2 separate regions of the Mus musculus genome follow, and region 2 is linked to region 1. The links are chromatin contacts, found by Hi-C or POLR2A ChIA-PET in ENCODE. All regions are on one chromosome and are shown on one strand. Each heading gives the region's core, a stretch centred on a gene start or an enhancer-like site at or near the end of the contact. The rest is flanking DNA. Distances are from core to core; before and after follow the strand shown. Region 1 holds the start of Klhl6 (kelch-like 6). Region 2 holds the start of Yeats2 (YEATS domain containing 2).

The links. A loop is a pair of places that touch in the nucleus more often than their neighbours do. ChIA-PET counts read pairs that join two places held with the same protein, here RNA polymerase II (POLR2A).
Region 2: a loop to region 1 is called in a map of heart, with 2.5 times the contacts of the local background. The contact joins the promoter of Yeats2 here to the promoter of Klhl6 in region 1. A Hi-C loop is called at or near these places in 1 of 37 maps with a recorded cell type or tissue (heart). POLR2A ChIA-PET finds 5 or more read pairs at or near these places in 1 of 5 experiments (Patski).

What each region holds. Positions count from the first base shown.
Region 1 is chr16:19,981,623-19,984,322 of GRCm38, reverse strand. Klhl6 (kelch-like 6) reads left to right here and starts at 1,274. Exons shown (of 7, transcript NM_183390.3): 1 at 1,274-1,606. The coding sequence starts at 1,320.
Region 2 is chr16:20,139,692-20,142,391 of GRCm38, reverse strand. It overlaps Yeats2 (YEATS domain containing 2), which reads right to left and starts at 1,329. Exons shown (of 31, transcript NM_001145930.1): 1 at 1,157-1,329.

The sequences.
Region 1 (2,700 bases), core at 25-2,524:
TTCAAATGCTACCCCGAAAGTTCCCTATACTCTCCCCCCGCCCTGCTCCCCTACCCACTCACTCCCACTTCTTGGCCCTGGTGTTCCCCTGAAATGGGGCATATAAAGTTTGCAAGACCAAGGGGCCTCTCTTCCCAATGATGGCCTCATTAGTAGTTTTTAAGGCATGTGAAAAATAAATATAAAACAATAAGGAGTTTGGTAGATACACTCATGAATGAGAAACTGAATTTTATTTTATTGTGTGTGTGTTTGGGAGGAGGTAAGGAGCTAGAGCAGTTTTGGCCTTATGTCTATAATTTGAGAGAGTATGGTATAAGTTGTCATGAAGAGGCTCATGTCATTGTGTATTGTTTTCAGCATTACCAGAGGATATAGTTAGAAGCATTTTTATGATTTGAACCTGAAATGTCATGCCATAAGCCTATGTCTTGAACGTTTATTTGTCAACTGGTGTTATTAGGGAGGCTATGGAACCTTTATGAAGTACAGCCTAATTTGTATAATTAGGTCATTTAGGGGAAGGCCTTTGAAGGTTACTGGTACCCTTCTGAGCTACCACCATGTGAACAACATATGCCACGTGGTGTTATTGTTGGAGACTGACCCACTATCCCATCCGCTTCCAGGCATAGTGGGCAGATATCCTGGACCAAAATAAATCTTTTGTTCCTTAAATATTTTTTCTGTCAGATAATATGATCAGAACGATGTAACTAATACAGAAGACTGATACCAGGAGTATGGTCATAGCTTTCATTAAATCTGAGCATGTGATTCTTAGGCCCTTGGAAATCATTTGCAGAAGGAAGATGGAGAAATTTGAAGGTATGTGTTAGAGAAGCCCTAAAATTCAGAAAGAAAGTTTATAGGGATATTCAGAAGAAAGGTAAGGCTCCAAAGGGGTCTCAGATAGTGGGAGACAGAGAAGTCCCCCTATGCAGTTCCTCTCTGAAGTCTTAGTTGTTGATGCAGGTATAAGTAAACAGATAATAACTGGAAGCAGAGGTTTGCGTGAGGTGGGAGAGGACTAAACCGTACTCCCGGGAGACACAGATAAGCTACCTTCCCCCCCCCCCCCACCCCCACCAGATCCCTGATCTACGCACCCACTCAAAGACATTCCTAACCCTGTGACAGTCCACAGAAAGAAGAGGAGGAGTTGGTGGTGTTTGTAGTAACAGGATGAGAAAGTGTGAGACTTCCTGTTATGTATGTGTGACAGCTGGTGATAAGTGGAGGGGCCTGTGCAGGAAATCCGTTCAGCTTCTGCAGTGTGACCTCCCCGAAACTTGGCAGCTCCTTTAGTCTAGACGTTGATGGCAGGACAAAGAGGCGCCTGCACCATGAGCGATGTGGTAGAGAGGAGCTTGGAAGGACCCTTAGCACTGACTACAGACAAGTCCTCCCAGAAAAGGGGAGACTTGGTGGAAATATTAACTGGGGAGAAGGTAAAATTTGACGACACGAGACTTTCTTTAATTCTTCAGAACGGCCTGGAGACGCTGAGAGAGGAAAATGCTTTGACAGACGTCATCTTGTGTGTGGATGTTCAGGAATTCTCTTGCCATCGAGTGGTGCTTGCTGCAGCCAGCAACTATTTCAGGTCAGTCTGCTTTGAATCCGAGTCAAACTGCATGTATATTGCAAGGAAAACATCTGTAGATGCGAGAGCTCTGTAATCTACAAGACTGAGCAAGCTCAGTCTGATTTGTTTGCTGTTACATTTATGGTTATATATATTCTTACATAGAGTATGTTAGGTATCATGTTGTATTATATATTACCTTATGTACTATGTATAATATAAATATGTATGCTTATACACTAAGGTTTGTGCCTACTTAAAATGTAAGAAAGGAAACTATCAACCTTTAGAATTTTGATTTAGGTCAAGAGAAACTGGGACCATTTAGAAGCAGTATTTTATTATTTATTACTTGGAACCTTTCATCTCATCCTTGGTCTGATTCCACCATTCGGATACTTTTCTTTGAAAGACTTAATTCTCTGTCTTAATATCCTTTATCATCTCTTAGAGTCAAGCTAACATACTTTAAAAATATGTTTTGTTATCTTTTACCTTGACAAGTGTACTTTGGGAATGATAAAATTGAAAATATGCTTTAAACACACACACACACACACACACACACACACACACACACACACACACCACACTATGTCCTTGATTTTAAGGGTGTGACGTTACTTAAGCCAGGGGGATTTTTTTCCCCTCTTTCTTCAGTTTGACTAATGTGTTTAAAACATGATGTTGTCTTTGTTCATCAGTAGAGGTAGAGAAAAAAATGTGGCCTCACTCTTGGAGTTATCACATAACGTGCTGAAAATTAGGGGTTTCTGGTGTACAAGGAGTGGTGGGAAGGACAAACAATGCAAGAAGCCTCTGGATGTGAAAGGCTCCTGAGGTGTCATAGTGAGATGACACTATGTTTCCATGTCACTTGAGCCCTTTCTTGGCCATGAGATTTTAGGCGACTCTGAATTTCAACTGGTAGATGGGTATAGTGACAGTTTTCTTTTATCATTGTTGTAATGATCCTCTTAGTGAAAAGATCTCACACAGTGCCTGGTAGATACATTTGCTCATAAAATCTTTGTTGAAACCTTGTATGAATACAGCTGGACCAGCATTGTCAACATTAGTGTGGTAATGACAGAGAACCAGTGAGTAAGGAT
Region 2 (2,700 bases), core at 80-2,579, 160 kb before region 1:
TCCAAGGCTTGCTAATTCTACCTCCAAACGCTCATCTTTTCACTCTGTCTACTTCCATTTGCAAGGAGTCAATCCAGGCTACCGCAGAAGGCTGCATCCTGACTCCTCAGCACCCCCCCCACACACACACACACACACTTTTGACTTCTCCGGTGTAGTGGTGGGATTGTGCCACTACCTTCTCAAAACCTTTCTACGAGCTTCCTATAAAAAGTAAGTCTGCCAGATGTGGTGGTGGTGGAACCACACCCTTAATCCCAGCACTGGGAAAGCAGAGGCTGGTAGATCTGAGTTCGAGGCCAGCCTGGTCTACAGAGAGGACTGAGGTTCTGAGACAGGTCTATGTATGTATATGAAAGAGACCCCCGTCTAAAACGAACCACAGTTAAGGCACCAACCCCTCATCGGTTGTTTTGGTCCTACCTTTAAGGCAGACTACACAAATATACACACCCATAGTAATTACTTCTGGACACTAGAATTTCTTCTTTGTCCTTGTCTAAATTTTAAAAATATTCTCGGATGAGTACTTGCTACTTATTAATGGCAACGATACTGCTGAATAAATGTGTATTACCTTCTAGTTTATGTTATGGAATTTTAAAAGTGGGTTGTTTCTGCAATTAGGTATGTGCCTAGACAAAAATACTAGCAATATCAAAACTAGTAAGATGTTAGTGAGCTGCAGAATTATAGGACACAGTATTTTTTGTTTAACATAAATACTTGCATAATGGAGATGAGCTCTAAGCCTTATTGTCTTCTGCATAAGCACACCGAGCCGTGTTTCTGGTCAAGTCCTCACTTTCCGAAGCTTCCATAGGACACAGCACCGTCCTACGCTCTCGTGCAGACTTCTCGCAACCTTCCTAAGCCGCCGCAGATTTCTTTGGGCAAATCCAAACTTGCCGAGGCGACCTCGTCTCGGGACCACCCGCGGGTCACCGCGCAAGCTCAGCCGCCTCGGCTGCAAAGCGACCCGTCTGAGGCTGCGCGGCGAGAAGAACCCTCCCCACGCCGGACCTGGCTCTCCGCGGACCCAGGCGCCCACCCGTCCGCGCCGCTGAGCTGTCCGCGCGGCCGCGGTGGGGGAGGGGTGCACGTGCCCGCGCCAGACAATGCCCCGCACAAGACGCGCGCCCGCACCGACACTCACCCTTCCTGCGCGCCCAGCTGCAGCGCCGCCCTGCCGGGACCCGGAACCCCCACGCGGAGAGAAAGAGCGAAAGGTCTCCTCCCGTGGAACCGCCGTGCGAGGCCCGGGACGCGCCCGCGCGGAAGCTCACGACAGAGCAGCCCGCCCGCCGTCAGGCTCCGCCCCGCACGTCACCTCGAGGGCGGGGCGGCGCGGGCGCGCGCGGTGGGGGCGGGGTCGGGGCGGCGTGGCCGCGGGGGGCTAAAGCTGCTCCTGAACTCTGCGTCGCACCTTCAGGTTGACCGCTTGAGCCGGCCAACCGTTGTCTTCCTGCTGAAAGTTTGAGAGAATGCTGGTTCTCTTGTAGTCATGGCAATAGTAACTATGGTGACCGCACTGCTGAGCGTACCATCTTGCGTCACTGTGTTTAGTGATAGAGGTGTATATAGCAGCCGTAACCTAGTATCTAGTATCGCGGGGTAATACTTGTAGTCTGGAGACTGAGGCAGGAGCATCACAAGTACAAAACCTGTCTAGTTACATAGTGAATTCAAGGCCCTGTCTCAAAGTAAAAGTTATTGGTAGAGTGCTTGCTTAGAGCAATGCTGTGGGTCCAACCTCCAGCACCATAAATATATATATTAAACAAGCAAACAAAAAAAAAAAAAGAAAGAAAGAAAGAAAGAAAGAAAGGAAGGAAGAAAGAAAGACGTGGTGGCGCACGCCTTTAATCCCAGCACTTGGGAGGCAGAGGCAGGCGGATTTCTGAGTTCGAGGCCAGCCTGGTCTAAAAAGTGAGCTCCAGGACAGCCAGGGCTATACAGAGAAACCCTGTCTCGAGAAACCCTGTCTCGAAAAACCAAAAAGAGAGAGAGAGAGAGAGAGAGAGAGAGAGAGAGAGAGAGAGAGAGAGAATGAAGGAAGCAAAGACAGGAAGAAGGCATTAATCATTGTGAACCCATTTTAGTAGATGTAGCACCTGAGTGAGGTGTAGTGGTCCCCCCTCCCCCCTCTGGTCCCAGATACTTTGTAGACTGAAAGAAAGGGTGAAGGTTTGAAAACGTTGAAAACTTTTTTGTTTGTTTTGTTTTTTGAGACACTGTTTCTCTGTAGAAACATTTACTTTTGTAGATTTACTTAATGTAGATGCAGCTAATGAATGACAATCCATTAAGCCTCGGTTTTCCCTTTAAAATCGCTTGAAACCAGCTTTCTTCCATGATACTACACACCAAGACTTCCTATTACTTCTTCAGGACTACAGCATCCAGGCTGACCTTGGAGCTGCCTCAGACTTTTTCAGCTCTTGCTCATATTGTACAGCTTGTACATACTTACCACACAAGCTGAGTAGTGAGGTTTTTTTTTTTTTTTTAAGATTTATTTACTATTATACATAAGTACACTGTAGCTGACTTCAGACGCACCAGAAGAGGGCGTCAGATCTCATTACTGGTGGTTGTGAACCACCATGTGGTTGTTGGGATTTGAACTCAGGACCTTTGGAAGAGCAGTCAGTGCTCTTACCTGCTGAGCCATCTCACCAGCCCGAGTAGTGAGTTTTA